Regions from separate parts of the Homo sapiens genome. Here regions 2 and 3 are each linked to region 1. The links are chromatin loops, found by intact Hi-C in ENCODE. Cell type or tissue: PC-9. All regions are shown on one strand. Each heading gives the region's core, and the rest is flanking DNA. Links, peaks and the distances in the headings are about the cores only. Region 1 overlaps LOC105374511 (a long non-coding RNA gene). Region 2 overlaps LOC105374511 (a long non-coding RNA gene). Region 3 overlaps LOC105374511 (a long non-coding RNA gene).

Region 1 (6,160 bases), core at 704-5,703:
GCTAATTTTTTGCTGAGATGAGGCTAGGTCATGAAATTCAAGATTTTAATATATGCATTATTTGTCTGATGTTACAGATGAGAGAACTGAGTTTCAGAGAGTTTGTCTAACTTCACCCCAGTTTCATAACTTAAAAGTAGCCCAGCGGTAATTCTCCCCAAATCATTTTTCCTTCATTCAGGATTTTTTGTTAATGTTTTCCCTGAAGTCTGTGATCTGAGCTAGTAGTATTATGTGATATTGAAATGATTTCTAAGAGAATCAAAATAAAGATTCAAGTTTAGTAGATTTTCTATTTATTATAATTTCTTATCAAAAAGTGTTTACCTTTATCATGTTTACTAGCATGGTCATTGAAGGCAGAGAGTGATGACGCAGCTCAAATACTCTCTAGGAAAGAGAGGCTCAGAGAATTTAAGGGATTTACGTCTGATCACATCACTTTTAATAGGAGACATGCTATTTAAAGTCAGAGCTCTGTCTCCAAAATCCACACTCTTTCCAAGAGACCTCAAGGTCACTTTACACAGGGCCCCCTTTTCGCATAGCAAGTTAATCACACTGAAGGAATAGAACAGCTTAGAGTACTAGCCATGAACTCTGTTCTCAGCTCGCTTCTGACTTTCACGTACTCTGCATTTCTCCAGGCCTGACCAGTCTTTGGCTATTTATGAGATATTAATTTCAGTACTGAACCCATATATTGCTGACTTTGGCCCTTGCTTGCTCACATAGTTCCCAGCAAAGTCTTCTCACTTGTGTTTGAGAGTCCAGTTCATGAGCTTGTGAACGTGTCTGTCATCAGGCGCACCTCCCAGAGTTTCTGTACTTAGTTCCCTTCCTTGCTGCAGCTCCCTTGTGAACACTCACTGCAGTGTGGATGTGAAGGCCCAGCACACTGTTACAGACGTGCTCTCGGCTGATGTTCCTTGTGGCTTCCCATATGCCACGGGACCACCCTCCCTCCTTCCAGGTTCTATTCTACAGGGAGAATACCCATGAGGGGCCAAACAGGAAACACATCATGAACTTGTTAATACTTTGATTGAAACATGCAGTTTTCACGCAAGGCTGAAGCGGTGGTCCCATCCATCATTCTGTTATTTAAAATACTGGATCCCCCAATGAAAGACTGATGTTATTATGCATTGAACTTTAAGTGGAGAAGTTTGAACAGAGAGAGCAGACCAGCAGGAAGCCATGGTCAGTCTGCTTAACACATGGAAAATGACTTCAAAATGACCACATTTTTCACTAAGAATGTGCAGTTCAAGACACACACACACACACACACACACACACACACACACGGAAAAACAAAGAATACACAGGAAGGTGTGGCCCACTGCGTTTGTGGTATAGAAATTGTACATAGTGGTAAACACAAACCAAGTGATGCCAGGCTCTCACCATTCCTATCCAGCAGATAACAGCCTTTTAATAAGGAAGACTTGCAAGAAAGGGGGTGATGAAGAAACAGAGACACTCTTGAAATATCCCTTCCTACAGAGGGTACAATTGCTGCTGAAAGGTTCTTCTTCAGGGAAACACGAGGACGTTGCCAGTGCCTCCAATGCACACATTGCCAATGTCCTGCAGGTCTTAAATGGCAGATGTAAAACTCTAATTTTCAACTAAATGGGGAGAATAGTCTTCTGTCCATTTGAGTGGTTATCACCCCTGCCCTGAAGCAGCATATATTTGTATTAAGTATCTTAAAGTGTCCTCTGTAAAAGGACTATTGGAGCCTCCTCTCCTTATGGCTTGGATCTAGTCCTCATGGCCAGGCAGAGGCCTGACGTAGTCATCAAGGTTTCCTTGCCTCCCCCAAGGGAGAGAATCATTGGTCTTCTCCTTCAATCCAAACGACTATGGACTACCTGCAAATCAGCTCATTCAAACAAAACCCTCCCAGTACTTCCCTTTGCCTGAAACCTGTGGTTATCAGAGCCTAACATCAGACAGAGATGAGCTTGTAGCCAGCGCTGGGATACTCTCTGTCTTCTCCAGGCTAGCAGTGTGTTCTGAATTCAGTCTTTCTCTGAATCTGGGAGTCTCTCCCTACTCTTCTTAGATCATCACTATTTTCCATTTCTCTTTGCTCCCTCCTTAATTCTGTTATGTCATTTACCATGCCCTCTGCCTTACTTGGGAAAAATGCATGCACAAACCCAAAATTGGAACAGTTTTCAAATCAGAAAATGCTATTTCTAGGGTGATTTGTCATCTTTAATTATTTACTTCAAAACCTATATAATACTCCTTCTACTCTTGCTTGCTTTGCTGGTTTACTGATTATTTATTATCCAGTACCTGCTATCTGCAGTCTCTGCAAAAGATGTTCAACATACACATAATGTAGCTCAGACCCTGCCCTCAAGACACTCACACTTAACTACAGACAATAGTCAACAAATATTTGAAATCAAGTATGATGGAATATATGACTGGGATATAAACCAAAGAACTAGTTAGTCAGCATATACTGAGTTCAAATTCCAGCTCTATTTTGTACATGTGATGCAATTTTTGGAAAATTATTTATACTCTCTGTGCCTCAGTCTCCTTACCTGTAAAATGGAGATACTGTTAGTACCTCCTCCATAGGGTTGTTGCTAGGATTAAGTGAGTTAATATATTAAAAGGGTCTTGTAATTTTGACTGGTCCAAAGTAAATGCAAAAAAAGCTTTGCTTTTATTAAATGGTGAAAAAAGTGGAGTGCGCGATAAAGTGAAATGGAGTAGGTGCTGCCCATGGATGTCTTTCCATAAAGAGGGACTATTCGAGTTGTGCTTTGAGAGAAGAGAAGATTTTGCCAAGTGGGTGAGGTGTGGAAGGCATGCCATTCAGAGGTGAGCATGTGCCAAAGGAGAAAATGTGAAAAGGCTCCTTTGAGCACCCTGCATAGAGGGATATGGCTGAAGTGTAGGGGAGATGGAAGGAAATTTTGGAAGGAAAGAAGTACGGAAAAGAGGCTGGGGCCAGATCTTAGAGGATTCACAGATGTCCTGGAAAGATGCTGGTATCTCACTCTATAGAAAACAGAATTTGAAGAGTGTTAAGCAGATTTGCTTTGTCAAACCATGACAGTGGTCTCAGGTAATGGTTTTTCCCTTTAAAAATAATGGGAGGGTAAAGAAGGTCACATATACATTTTCTTTCAAGGATTTTTTTTTCCCTTGAGGTGTGTCCATTTTCTTGTTTGAGGATTGACTCATGAAAGCCAGAAAATATCTGCCAATCATCTTGGGTTACATAAATGAACTGATTTTCTGGATATACTCATGTTTCAGATTGTTTTTCCTCTTCTCTCTCCAAAAATTCTGAGGGTTTCTCATCGAACTCTTTGCCTTGGTCATGTTTATTCTTCTACTTCCTTCTTGGCAAACATCCAAACCTCAGGGTAACCAGGAAGAGGCTAACAAGGTTTAGACATTATCCCTTCTGAAAAGCGACTCACAGATGAAAAGTATTTTTTCCTCCATTGGAATTATTATTCGACTAACATCGGATCCAGGATTTGTACTATTGAAAGTTACTAGAACTCTGTGGAAAACTGAGTGTGTGTAAGCCCTCTTTACCTTGCACAAAGTGGCGGTGTACTTGTGCCTGCAATGAGAACTTTCTCCCTCCCCAGTTCTCTGTTACTTGATCTTGTTATGTTTTTTCTTACCGTACAGAGACTGAGCACAAATTTGTGGGGCATGACTCATCATACACAATGCATCTCTCTGCTGTAATGCACCAGTGCTTCCACAACAACCAGGTTTTAGCGATATCAAATGCCATTACACAGTCAATGAAGTGTCAGAGAAACACAGTGGGATGACATTGTTCACAGGCAGATGGATCCCTGTTTTAGATAGCAGCCTCAGTCCTCAGGCCCAGGTGAGAGTGTCTGTGCCCTCCTTCATGCACACACGTGTTTGGCAGCAGAATTGTGGATGTCACATTCTTAATACATTTTCTTCTCTTTTTCCGCTGGCATTGAGTTCATATCTTTAAGGATTCATAGTTTTTTTTTTCTATTTTGAACTAGACTCATTTAATTTCTGTGAAACTTATCTCCTCCCACCTAACTCTGCTAAAAACAAAAGTTAACACAATAATTTATTTGTTTTTGTTAGATGTTTAAGGGTATGCACAAATCAGGGAGAAAAATTTTAGTGTCACTAGATATTGTATTTATAATGATGGCATGATCTTCCAAAAAGGGCCACGTCTTATTTTTCTACTAAGGAAAATATAGAACTGAATACATAGATACTCAATAGAGGTTTGATGAATGAGGAAATTAATTATTTCCCTGACTTTCTGGTTTATAAGGCAATCTACAGGTTAGTTGGCTAAACAGTCTATCCACCTCTAGGTCTGTAATACTCTTATCAAAGGGTCATCTAGCCTAGCTTGCATACTCTTAGAAACTTTGGCTCATTAACTCCCAGACACTAACCAGGATTTGGATAAATATGGTCATTATATAGTTCTTGCTTATATTAAAGTTCGAATGTCTCTGTTTTTTAATTATCAATCCAGACTATGTCTGTACTTTAGATAAATGATTAGCCTAAAAATCCAAGAGAGTTCTAAAATCCAGTTTTCTATCAGTGAAACAACCAAAGTGATCCACACTGTAGCAATGCAATATCAGTATTTCATTTAGTGAGCACTTATTCTCATACCTTTTCATTTGTGATTACCTATTATCTGTTAACAATTTGGAATTTATCTCTTCAGAATGTGAAATGTCTTTCTCCTGTTCTCAAATTTTTCTTCTGGATATTGCATAAATGTATTATAATGTCTTAGCTTTCTTTTCAGAATAGCAGTTTTATGTTTTCTACATAAGGAATGTGATTCATATTTTTCAGCATCTAACATCTCTATGAGAGCATGATGGTACATACATTTTTCTGGATTTTTATTGATTTTAATTGGACTGGCAAGCAAAGAGAAGCAGCAGAATCTAGGTGTTAAAGCCTGGTTCCATCTCTCTAAGTTAGAAGCCTGGTTCTGCCTCTATCTGTGAGAACTTAAGTAATTCCTTTTACTTCTTTATGCCTGCATTCTCTAATTTATGAAATCATTGATCTAAATAATGAAGAGCGAGAATTTCTCAAAGAAAATGTTGTTTATTTGGGAATAGGTGTTACAATGGGAACACTGGTGTCATAGTAAACTATGTGTGTATTCAGGGAGGTAAAGGAAAACAAAGGTTTTTTCAGGAAAAATAGAGTATTACCTAATTGTTTTGAGATAATTATCCTTGGTGGCAAGGAACAAAAAAAAAGGTGGCATCAGTCCAAAGTTGGACTAGCAGTTGCTGAGCAGTTTTTTGGTGTGTAAGGTAGTGATGGCCTTTGTGCAAGGTTGTGGTTTTTGTAGTCTTTTGTGATTGTTTTTGTTACTAGGCATTCATGCATGATAATCCTTCATGGCCTTCTCTGGCTCTGTTTTTTGGGTTTTTGTTTTGTATTGCTGTTAACACAAGTGAATTTATTTTGACTCTGACAACTTCCACAAAATGTTTAAAATACTAAAACTACCAGGGCCATATTGTGAGTATGAAACAATTTAATTGCCATGAAGTGCTTTTAAGAGTAACTATTTCAAACTAAGCAGTTGATAATGGTAAGCTGTTCTTTAGAGCTTGGCTAAAATCTCTGTCTGTGATCCATAATTTGTATTTCTCTCCACAATTCTGCAATGTCCAGATGAGTATTACTAGCAGGCATCACAAGATAACAATCTTTTTCTGAAAATCTCTATTCAGATCCACACATCAACAGGACTTCTTGCCTCCAATCACAGGATCCAGGGTTTTTTGGTTTTGTTTTGTTTTTTTTATAAAGACAGCTTTGCGGAGGACTAGCAAAGGGTCTTTATTCCAAATTATCTCCTCTAATGACTAAGTTGGAGGCCCTGGTAAAAATGTTCACTGTAATAAGTTATAAAACTAACATTTACGGATCATTTACTATTTGCACAATACTAAAGCATGATTCTAAGTATTTTACATGTGCAAACTTTCTTAATCTAACTTTTTTTTTTGAGATAAGGTCTCATTCTGTCACTCAGGCTGGAGTGCAGTGGTGCCATCAAGGCTCACTGTAGCCTCTACCTCCCAGGCTTAAGTGATCCTCCCTCCTTAGCCTCCTG
Region 2 (6,160 bases), core at 798-5,797, 110 kb before region 1:
GACTGCCCTGCTGGTTTTGGAACTTGCATGGGGCCTGGTGTCCCTTTCTTTTGGCCAATTTCTCCCTTCTGGAATGGAAATATTTACCCAATGACTATACCCCCAGTGTAGATTGGAAGTAACTAACTTGTTTTTTTATTTTATAGTCTCATAAGCAGAAGGGACTAGGCTTGTCTCCAATGAGACTTTGGACTTTTGAGTTAATGTTGGAGTGATTTTAAACTTTGAGGATTGTTGAGAAGGCATGTTTTTGTTTTGCAATGTGAAAAGGACATGTGATTTAGGAGGGGCCAGGAGCAGAATGATATGGTCTGGATCTGTATCTCCACCAAATCTTATGTTGAATTTTAGTCCCTAATTTTGGAGGTGGGGCCTGGTGGGAGGTGATTGGATCATGAGGGCAGATTTCTCGTGACTGGTTTACACCATCTCCCCGATACTGTACTTGTGATCATGGGTGAGTTCTCATGGGATACTGTTGTTTAAAAATACGCAGTACTTCCCCCCTTGCTCTCTCTTGCTCCTGCTCCCACCACGTAAGATGCCTTGCTCCCGCCTTGCCTTCTGCCATGACTGGAAGCTTCCTGAGGCCTCCCAAGAAGCAGAAGCCACTATACTTTCTGTACAGCCTGCAGAACCATGAGCCAATTAACCCTCTTTTCTTTATAAATTACCCAGTTGCAAGTATTTCTTTATAGCAGTGTGAGAACGGACTAATACACTGAGTGATCTTTAAGTGGGAAGCGAATTATAAGCTGCTGAGCCTGCCTCTTCCTATGCTATTTGGTGGAGGGTAGGAAGGCAGAAAGTTTTGCTACTGCTGTTGCTGCTGGCAGATCAGCTTTCTCACTCTAAAAGTCTGATTCCAGTCTAACCTGGAATGGTTGTGGAATGGGGACTAGTCAGCTCTAATTGTGGCTACTGTAAGGGGATCAACTGCCTGCTGATAAAATGTAATACATTATTTTATAGGAGAAATAGAATTCTATGTAAGAGTAATGAAAAATAAATAACACGGGGTTGATGATGAGAACATTTTTCTGATAAGTGTACCTAATTTGCATGACCATATATCCTAGTTATCCCAGAATAGTTACTGTGTATGTCTGTTCTCTTGGTGTAATTATTACTAATACTCTTGCTACTCTCAAAATAATCTCATCTTGAACAATAAATTATGCGGTCACCCTTTCTCTAAGTGAAAATAGGGATGACTTGCAGTTATCCAGATAAATGGCCAGAGGTAAAGAATTTTTTGACAACAGTAAATGTCATGCATGTAGATCTTCAGACAGAAGAAAATATAATATGTTGAGTATACTACTAATAAATAATTACTGTTAATTGAATGTACAGTGTGATTGAAAAGTAAAGATGAGGATAAGTACTTAATTGGGCTTCACAAATGGAAACTACACAAGCTTACTTAAAGACTCTGCCCTTTATCTTAATACAATGGAGAACCTTTGAAGCACAGTAAAAGTTAGATTTGACATTAGAAATATCACTGTGGTTGAACTGTAAATAGTGGATTTTGGGGATTTGAGTGAGACAGAAGAATGGCTATGACAGAATTTCTTGGTGATAGAAATGACAGATCCTGGGAGGCTAATCCAAAATACTGGCCATGGGGATGAATGAATGAAAAATAATTTGAATACTATTTTATACTTAGAAGTTGTAGAAATGGGTGGGTTGCTGGAATTTGGAGGTTAAGGGAGTGTTAAATTAAACAAGTCCAATTGCCAAATTAAAGATGGGCCTCTCTGACTTGAGCAACTGAGTGGTTGGAGGTATCATTCAACGAGCCAAGAGGAAAAGGAAAAGTGGTATTCAAGATAATTTGTAGAGAAAATTGTTCAACTAATTGAGAGTTAAACATGGGGAAGAATGATAACTAACTGGTGCCTTATATTTCCAAATGCAGGTGGTTTGAAAAAATTATGACAGTTAGCATGTTTAAAAGGAAGAGAGGGCCCATATGGGAATAAGGAGGTTGTTTTTAGACACATTTAGAATAGTTTAAAAGGAAGAAAAGGTTTATGTGTTAAAATAAATTTTAACAGTTAGTTATGTCTAACAGACCATTAGAAAGGTCCAGGCAATCTCAATAGACAGAGTAAGACCAGACACAGAAAGGCATCCACTGAGAGAGGTAGAAACCCTGAATGTGGCTAACTTCCCAAGAGATCATGGGAATAAGATGCTGGGACATGAACTGTTATGGGAAGAAAGACTGGCGAGCTACAATTCTAGTGCTAAAGAGCAGTCAAAAAATGCAAATTTATTTTGACCATTTCAACATGAGCGATCTCTGAGAAAATACTTATGTAGAATGAAGGAGATGAAAAATTGAATGAAACGTTTTACGAGTAAAAGAGTAGTGAAAAAGAAGATCCAAAGGATCCAAATTACTTTTTTAGTAGAATTTTTTTTTTCTGTAACATACAAGGGAAATGACTATAGATTAAGGCCATAGAAGAGGTGAAGCATTGTTCCTCATGGATGCATCAAATGGGAATGTATTCATAGGTAGAGATGAACCATTGGAGAAAGAAAGTTTCAAAAGAAATTTCGAAGAAATCAGTGAAAGTAATGGACCAAGTTCCATAGATTAGAATAAAAAATTACATAGTATTTATAATCCAATAGAAAGACATTTTTATTTAAGAGATAAGAAGGGAGTAAAAGTGGACTGGTGAAGATATGTTGGACAGGGGTAAAAACCAATGGAGAAATATGTGAATAATATTTTTTTGAACTTCTTTTGTGAGTGATGCTTTGTACTAGTTCCATCCTAAGTAATCCTTACTTGAATTATTGTAATTATAGATCTACTTAATCAAGTTATGTTACCTGATGTAACAACAATAAAAACAACTACAACATTCCAAATATTAGTGGCTTAAATAAACTACAGTTTACTGCTTACTCACATGAAGGTAAAATGCAGTCATTTGGAGGCCATCCAGACTGACTATCCTGGACCATTGGGTCCTTAGTATTCTCCACTGGATGGCAGTGGCCAATAGACCGGGGAAAAGTGAATGTGAAATGGATTGAGTCTAAGCTTTTAAGGGTCAGGCCTCAAAGTAGCATGCATCATTTTCACTTAGTCATATAGCCCTGACTCACTCGCAAAACCTGAGAAAGGAACCTCTCTGAGTGCTTAGAAACAAAAGACCAAACAGCGCCTGGTGAGTTCATGGTATTACCCATGAAACAGCACGTATTGTTATCCGCTTTGCAGAGAAGGAAACTAAGATTTAGAGAGTGCTTAAGAAACTTGCCCAAAGGTCACATGGTTTAGTAAATTGAGTCTGATCAAGTCAGTAAATCAGAGCATATCATCTTCCACAAAAAGTGACAACAGACCACAGAAGAGTGAGAAGCCTTTACTATTGGGGGAAAACAAGTTCATATGATGTGGGAACAAACTCACTGAAGAGGAGCTAAAGCTAGAAACAGACATCTCTCTTGAATCCAATTATCTCTGCTTTAAAGACCCCTTTCAGGACACTCGGCAGATTGTATTCATTCATTTTATATTTAAAAACAATTATTAGATGCACACTAGCTATCACACACTATTGCAGATGTTTAATGTACCAAACAGATTTTCTGACCTCATGGGGCTTATATTTTGGTTTGCAGATCCAGAAAAGGATAACCATGCTTTCTGATTTTGTTTAACTTATAAGAGAAAGTAAAATAACGTATTGAGAGAATATGGGTTAACTTAACGTAAAACAAACAAAAAATAACTAAAGACTTAAATTTGTATAGAAACTATGGCTGCTCTAAGTATCTATATAACAAAGTAACAGGGAATGTCTTCGGTGTGGAACAATTGGGATAAATGGACTCCAAACATTTCAGTCCTTAAATACTTTGATTGACACTCAAATCCAGGAAGAGGTAATCTAAGCGAGCTGGATGATATTTCAGCCTTTTGGCTAAGGTGCCTTAAAGGAAGGTCCCACCAAGACAGTCAAAAAAGAAAAAGAAAAAAAAAAAGGCTAGGCGCGGTGGCTCATGCCTGTAATTCCAGCACTTTGGGAGGCCGACGCTGGCGGATCACGAGGTCAAGAGATCAAGACCATCCTGGCCAACATGGTGAAACCCAGTCTCTACTAAAAGTACAAAGAAAAAAAAAAAGTTAGCCTGGCGTAGTGGCACGCACCTGTAGTCCCAGCTACTCAGGAGGCTGAGGCAGGAGAATCACTTGAACCGGGGAGGCAGAGCTTGCAGTGAGCCAAGTTGGTGCTACTGCACTCCAGCCTGGCCACAGAGCGATACTCCTTCTAAAATAAATAAATAAATAAATAAAATAAAAAAATTAAAAGGTGGCCAATAATTATCTAAAATCATGATTCATGAAACAATTACTAGAATAGTAGGAAATAGATGTAAACAAACAAAAAGCATCAGTTACCAAAAATCCCTAAAAATAAATTAATTTTAAAAATTACTTCAAAATGTTAAATATTATGAGAAAAAAAATTGAGTGATAGAACAGAAAATAATTGAGAGAGTAAGGTAGTTTAGATAAGATGGATAGGGCAAGCTGCCTTAATTTCCTTGGTATTTGAGTCCTGAAGGAGGAGATGCCAATCATGAAATCAGCCAGGGGCAAGTCTAACAACACAGCGAATAACAAGGTCCTGGGGCAGGGCATGTTTTTAGGAGCAGAAAATTTGCTACTATAGCTCAAATATAGTAAGAAGCAACGGTAGAGAGTGTGTGGAATTCACACCAAGTTATGATGGATTGTTAAGTTTAGATTTTGTTCAAGAGGCTGTTGCTATTTTTAAAAAGTGCATATTAACTCAGGAGTGTCAAATAACTGTATTCTTCTTTTCTTTTCTAGGAGAACATAAGAATTCCTTTTGTTTTTTGCCTACTCTTCTCCTACCACCTCTTTTCTACTACAATGTTATGATAAGAGCAGCTGCCTTGGCAGTTTCTAATTGCAGGTAAGAGTCTTAGAGGTGCCATCTGTTCTTGCCAGCTCCTTTGGTTGATAACTCTCCTGTCCCAAGGGTAACAAACACATTGGGAGTAACTCCTTGGAGTAACTCGACCCAGGATCAGTACTAGCTGAGCCACTTCTCACTCACGTGGCCTTGGGCAAGTTATTTAGCCTCTCTAATCTCAGTGGACTCATTTTTTAAGGAATACAATAATACCAAATTCCCAGGGCTGTAGAACAGGCTAAATGAAATAACATATTTTAAGTATCTAGTCTATTCCCCAAAACATAGAAAGGGCTCAAAAAATAGTAACATTGAAAAAACATTGTGAAACACAGAATCAGGTGCTCAAGGAGAAATCCAGCAGCACTCACTGCAGATGTCAGAGCACTTCAAAATAGAAGAATGAGATTTCTGGAGTCCTGTCACAACCAGATGATTCTTTGTGCTATCTGGAAATTGACACTCATACATTTGTCTACTTTTCTCTGACCATGTTTCAGCCAAATAGGCTCATCTGGTGGATATTGTGGGAATGTTTGAAGAAATCATTGGTAAAAATTTGATTTTCAAAAAGTTAAGATTGGCTTTATAACAGTCCCTAACTCATTTCATAAGAGATTTAAAGTAGCTACAAAATGATAAGTGAAAATACAATATAAAAGGATGAGATATAAATACTTAACTAATACACTAAGTCAAATTTAATCAACCTTTGTTTCTTTTATTTATACCTTAACTACGTTAGGAATAAAAACTACTAAAATACAAAACCAATATTATAAGTTAGATAATGGTGAAAGGGAAAAAGAAAATAAGCAAGAAAAATAACATGAAATGAAGCCATAAATAAGGGAAATATGTTACAAAAACCAAATGATACAAAACCAAATAATTAACGGGAAACAGGCACATGCTATACATTAGTGAAGGAGGCCAGTATGAGGTCATGTGAGTGGTGGAGACTTTGGTCATTTACTTCCTTTAAAATTCCTCATGTTGTTGCTAGAATTCTATGCACGTGTGCTTCTTTACCTATTTCTAAACCTGTGTGTGTGTATTTGTAAAATTTCTGATTGTTCAAACATAATTTACAAAAACAAACCAAACAAAACACATTTATAGAACAAATTAAATCCCTCAGGCAACCAATTAATGCTCCTTGCACCCAAACCCTACTCCAATTC
Region 3 (6,160 bases), core at 480-5,479, 68 kb before region 1:
TCTTTGTGGATATTGCCACACCAAAATTAATTACAATTATTAATAACGGTTTTCTCTGGGGATGCTTCTCCTGCCACCCAAATAAGTCATTCAGTGTTTAGGCTGCTTATGATCTGTATTTTCCTTGAATACTATTGCATATTTTAAGAAGTCTGGAAATAATGGTTACTTTGGATCACATATCTTAGAAAAGTAAAAATGCATTAGTAATGTAGCTGCTCAAAAATTGAAATTCTGCAGAAATAGCTCCATAGATTAGCAAGATCAAAGATACAACTATCCTCTGCAAGAGGTACTTGGCAATATTTCTCACCTAGAGATGTCTGTTGTTAATAATTCCATGAATGTTAATGGGAGCTTTCCATTTACATGACAAAGAAAATAGTCTTATTTGATGTGGAATTATTAAATGACCATCTATCATAGTTGAGCAAAACTGGTTGCCTTTACATAGATGCTGGCTGAAATATTAGACTTCAAATAAATGAAACAAGTTATTTTTCTACAACCATTTTTTTCTTGTTTGCCAAGAGCTCCTTATATTTGAGCAAATTACTCATGTGTTACACTTGATATTTTGAATGAGTTTGTCTGAAAGCAGATCTTATCTAAGTCAGTCATTTTCTCAGAGGTTTAGGGGAGATAAGAGATTTGTGTGAGGTCACTTAGCCAGGGAACCTAGGGCTCTCTTCACTGAACAATTTCAGCAAGCTTTTTAGTCAGATCATTGGAAGGTCGATGATATTTACTGCTATATTCCAGACCCCCACATTTTTTAAAGTTTATTCAGTTCTAAGTGCTCAAGAAAAATCCTAGAAAAATGGTAGTTGTCTCTTTTGAACATTCTACCACAAATTTTTGGAATTATATCTATCTATATAGATGTCATATCACAGTAATTTCATATATACATCTTAGACCAGAGATTTATTTACCAGTGAGGCTACTAATAAAACATTTTCTGACAGTTTTGGAGGTAATAATAGCTACTGTGTTTATAGTACATAAACACATTATATAGTCACACTATAAACTATGTTACATTTCGTTGTTTAAAAAGCCTCTTACCAGGTCTGGAAAGGAATGTTTTCAGTTGTCTCTGAATTTTTGCTAAGGCCTGTTAGCTGCAGACAAAAGGTAATAGAGAGCCACATCTAGGCTTTCCAAGATAGCAAAACTGGTACAGACATTATCAGCCCATTACTCACTGCCAATCTTTAAAGACACATTTAGAAATCTGCAATTTTAGATAGAGAATCAAAGAGTGAGGACGTTTTTGACTTAGGAGAGAAAGATTTGGTGTTTCCCTTGCACATCCAGTCTTGGGGGAAGAGAAAATGTCATTCTAACTTACCTCCAGGCAGGAGAAGAGGGTTCTGAGAAATGCATTCCTGAAGATTTAGTGGGTACTAGCTGAATATGCGCAGAGCTATGAAAACTAGGGCACTCTTTCTGCCAACAGGCAAGGGAAAATATGACAAGAAAGTTCTTGGAAGAACTTGACTTATGTCTTCTGGAGTTTGGGGACACGTGTGACCAAAGATGAATATTTTGTTTCTTGCATACGTAACTTTGAAGGCAGGCAGTTACCAGGATCATACTGCAATGGCCAGAAAGCAGAATCTGAAGGAAAGGAATTGTGCAGTGACTATGAAAACTTATCATAGAGCCTGGACTCGGAGGCCCTCTCTAATGAAAACATAATGGCCAAGAAAAAATGATTGTAACAACAGGATGTGAGATTTGTGCTCATTTTCTTCTAAAATAATCCCCTCCACTGACCCTAAGAGTGAAAGACCACACAACAGCCAGTGTGTATTTCATTAGTAGGAAAGATTACACTTCAGTTGCAGAACAAGGAGAATAATTAATTATATGTGAAATTGAAGTACAGATAAAAACCTAGGACAAAATTCTAAATTCAAAAAATTGAATAATAACATTTTCACTTATCTCTGGTTTTTTTGTAACCAAATTATGAGAGCCAAGATATCAGCCCCATTTATGACTTTGGGATAGGGGAGGGAAACCCAACATAGTATAGATGGGTGGCATGATGGGAAAATGATAAAATTAAATCCTATTTGCACTTTCATCAGATTTAACTTATTACATTCATTCCATGTATATCAGTTAATCTTTACAACAACCCTGTGAATAATATCACCAACGCTTTCTTTACAGATGAAGAGTCTGAAGAATTCAGGGAGTCAGGAAAGATCTGGCATTAAACCATTTGTGTCTAAACCTAACACCTTAGTTTTAGTAACTACAATTTAGCATTGCTCACTAGAACTTTCTGCAGTGATAAAATATTCTTCATGTGAAATATTCAGTATGATATCCACTAATATATTGTTGCTATTGAGTACTCAATATATGCCTAGTTTAACAGAGAAAGTGAGTTTTTAATTGCGTTTATTTTAAATTAACTTAGAGTTAAACAGAGGCATGTGGATAGTGGTTTCTATATTGGATAGTAATACTCTGGATTGTTCCACATGTCCAGTGGTCTTATTTCTGTGGATCATATATATGTGAGACAATTGTTCTAGCTCTCAGTGGGGCTTCACATTTCTCAGGCATTGAGAGCATAAAGACACACATACACACACATGCACAGATACACAGACACACATTTAGAATCAGTTTAGAAGAGCACTGTTGGAGTGTGAAACTGTTGAAGCTACCACTTTCTGTGCCTCTGTGAGAGGAGTAATAATTATGAGCACTCGAGGATGGGACAGTGGCCATAGGACCTTGTCCTTCACCTCTGATGAAACTTGACCAAATTTACTTTGTTATGTCCTTGGCTGTATAAAAGATATTATTTGAATTATATGAATATATAAATAAATAGACGGATACATAGACAAATAAATGAAACCTATTTCAAAATGCATTATGAATTCTGGAGAGCTTAGATTTTTCCACTGACTCTTTAAGTTATTAACAGTGTAACCGTAGGTAACTTTGTCAACCTCTTGGGTTTCTAATATCTCATCTGTTAACTGAGGAGGATACTAGATCTGCTTCCCTCAGAACCTTTCCTGACTTTTTGTTGATCATAAATGAGGTGCTGCATGAGAAAGGAATGTGTGAGCTGTGAAGTGTTACACAAGTGTGGATTATTATTCATTTGTTGCCACAGCAACTGAAGGGCATCTCTGTGACAACAGAACGGCTAACTGAAAAGCAATGATTTAAAAAAAAAAAAAGTATTGTCAGAGCTGAAGTACATGATACTTTAGCAGCCAGAAAGCCCTAATACTGATATTTTTCTCATGTCCTTTATTGTTTTTCCAATCAAGAATGTATTACATATACATATTGATGATTCAGAAAATATGGAGAACTGTAAAAACAATGGCTGTTTTGATGTGTCCTTTCAATGCTTTCTTTTTGCTTATAAATATGTCTATATCTATATAGATAGATATAACATTACATTGTGTTTTTCTCGAGAGTCTACTGGATATGCATATTCTACTGTACATGTATATTCTGTTTATTATCTTTTGTCATGTTTGTTTATGCAGGTTATGAAATATTTTCCTAGAATATCACATTTATAATTAATTGCATAATATACTATCATATGGCTGTGTCATAATTTTTTAAATAAACCCCTTGTTAAATGTTTTAGAGTTTTTTTCTATTTCCTTCTCCTTTTTTTCTTTGTGGTTACTTAAGAATGCTACAGCAAATATCACTGGCTTCTAGAAATGCATAGACAAGAGCTCTCTCAAGGAGTGGCATTTGAGCTGAGTCCGAATGACCAAAAGAAGCCAGACATTAGGACAGAGCACTCAAGGCAGAAGAACCAGCAGGTATAAGGCCTTTGTAAAAGCTATGTTAATTGATAAGGCACTATATTACCTCTCCAAGGAGGATTTATACCTTACACCTTATTCTGACCATGTAGTGGATTGGATAAAGTTATTTCCTTATTCCATTCCAGACCAAGGCATTTGGGATTGATGTTGTCTCCTATAGACTCTTTACATTGTACATATACGATAAATGCTGAAGCCAAGGTCTTTACACATCTCACATTACCATTAGCTCTTAAAATACTTGCCATATATTGTCTTGTTAGGAAACATGCACTGAATGAGAGCAGAGGGGTAAAATACTTGCAGTTTCATCTACTATTTTACAAAGTAATAACTTCAAGACAGATTCCCACCACATAGAGCCTATTCAAGAAGAAAATATTTTATACGCTAATAACTAACATTTAGTTCATTTATAGAAAATATGAGGAAGAGCAAAAAAGAAACTATATAGAACTCCAGATCAATTAATTCCTTTTAAATATAAATTTCTGCTATCTCATACCCAAATACAGAGTAAAAATATAAAAAAAACAAGGAAAAATATTTGGAAGAGAAACTATGCAGTGATAACAGTTATGAAAAAAGTAGTGAGTCTCATATATTTTAATTCTATTTTCCATATTGATAATAATTCATAGTTTATATATTTATAGCCAAGTGTAACATATAGTATGTTTATTTCAAGATTAATGCAATTAGCATAAGCATTACCATATGTTATAACTTATTTTCCAAACAGATTTTTCTCCCTTGGCCCGTAGAATGCATTGGAAGGCTTAGGGCTTAGAAAATATGTTGCAATATTACACTCTGATGGCAGGCAAGAGAGACACACTTAGCTTATAGGCATCACCACCTATACCCTCAACTTCTCTGTCTCCTAGCTTAGTATTTATTCCAGTGCTCTGTTTTCCTAATATGCTAGAAAACCAAGTTATTGATACACAAAAATGTATATTATTTGTGCTGAAGACCACCTGCAAACTCTTTTAATACACCAAATTCATATTTAAACCAACTGCTAGAGAAAATAATGCTTAACCATTTCGTGTCTGATTAATGCAGATACAGATGTCATCTAATCATTTGATGGCAGGGATAAAGACCAGGTGTGCTAATCAGTTCTCAGGTATCCTCAAGAACGTCACTGCTAATAAAACAGTGATTTCAAATAATCAAGGGACACTGGCACTTGCCGTTGGCTGAATTTTGTTTCCCCCAAATTTATATGTTGAAGTCTTTACCTCCAGCGTGATATTTGGAGATGAGGCTTTTGGAAAGTAACCAGGGTTAGGTGAGCTCATGAGGGTGGGTCTTCATGATGGGACTGCTACCCTCATGAAAAAATACACCTAAGAGCTTGCTGGCTCTCTCCATAAAAGCACAAAGAAGAGATCATGTGAACACGCAGTGAGATGGTGGCTTCTGCCGCTCAAGGTAAAATCCTTTAAATTTGACAATGCTGAAAACCTGAGTTTGAACTTCCAGGATCCAGAACTGTGAAAAAATAAATTTCTGTTGTCCAAGCCACCCAATCAGGGAGTATTTTGTTATGGCAGCCTCAACTGACTAATACAGTTCTCCACTGAGGAAAAATTAAAAGGATACACTGAGAAGTCTGTTTGTTACGGTATATTAGTCCATTCTCATGCTGGGTAATTTATAAAGGACTGGGTAATTTATAAAGGAAAGCGGTTTCATTGACTCACAGGTCTGCATGGCTGGGGTGGCCTCAGGAAACTTACAATCATGGTGGAAGGGGAAGCAGACATCCTTCTTCACATGGGGGCAGGAGACAGAAGTGCCGAGTGAAGAGAGTGAAAAGCCCCTTATAAAACTATCATATCTTGTAAGAACTCAATCACTATCATGAGAACAGCATGAGGGTAACTGCCCCCATGATTCGATTACCTCTCACTGGGTCCTTTCCTCAACACGTGGGGATTACAGGAACTAAAATTCAAGATGAGATTTGGGTGTGGACACAGCCAAACCACACCATATAGGTATCTCACTAGGAGACCTGCTCCACAAGAGAACTGGAGAATTCCAAGAAAGCCAGGTCATTCACAGCTGCTCTCAAAAGAAATGCACATCTCCGCTCACACAGCTCTCCAAAGAAATGCACATCCACTGTGGATTATGAAAAAAAAAAAACCTCATTCTAATTGTTTTGACTGTCTACTCTATGGTCAAAGTAGGGGCTATTCTGGGAAAATCAGTGAGTATATCTCTGGGCCACCCTGATTTAAAGACAGCTGAACTGAGCTGAGCTGAACATCATCCTTGTTGATTTCCTCGTGCCTTTAGACAGTCTGGCT

The links. Hi-C counts contacts between places; a loop is a spot of excess contacts. Peaks named below come from ENCODE experiments on the same cell type or tissue, not always from the same donor. Only the 100,000 strongest peaks of a DNase experiment are listed, where the experiment ranks them.
Region 2: it touches region 1 in a loop (11-fold over the local background); 1 of 110 quality-filtered maps calls a loop at or near these places.
Region 3: a loop joins it to region 1, with 5 times the contacts of the local background. A loop is called at or near these places in 1 of 110 quality-filtered maps.

What each region holds. Positions count from the first base shown.
Region 1 is chr4:19,736,759-19,742,918 of GRCh38, reverse strand. The region is part of intron 2 of LOC105374511 (a long non-coding RNA gene); the gene reads right to left. Among named protein-coding and RNA genes, the nearest start is that of LINC02438, 280 kb to the right of the region's middle. In PC-9, for the core only: no CTCF peak of the experiment used is centred there; DNase peaks (open chromatin) are centred at 3,318 and 3,708; H3K4me3 peaks cover 744 bases; H3K27ac peaks cover 2,084 bases.
Region 2 is chr4:19,848,022-19,854,181 of GRCh38, reverse strand. All of the region lies in intron 2 of LOC105374511 (a long non-coding RNA gene), which reads right to left. Among named protein-coding and RNA genes, the nearest start is that of LINC02438, 390 kb to the right of the region's middle. In PC-9, for the core only: no CTCF peak of the experiment used is centred there; no DNase peak of the experiment used is centred there.
Region 3 is chr4:19,804,655-19,810,814 of GRCh38, reverse strand. All of the region lies in intron 2 of LOC105374511 (a long non-coding RNA gene), which reads right to left. Among named protein-coding and RNA genes, the nearest start is that of LINC02438, 350 kb to the right of the region's middle. In PC-9, for the core only: no CTCF peak of the experiment used is centred there; a DNase peak (open chromatin) is centred at 3,114.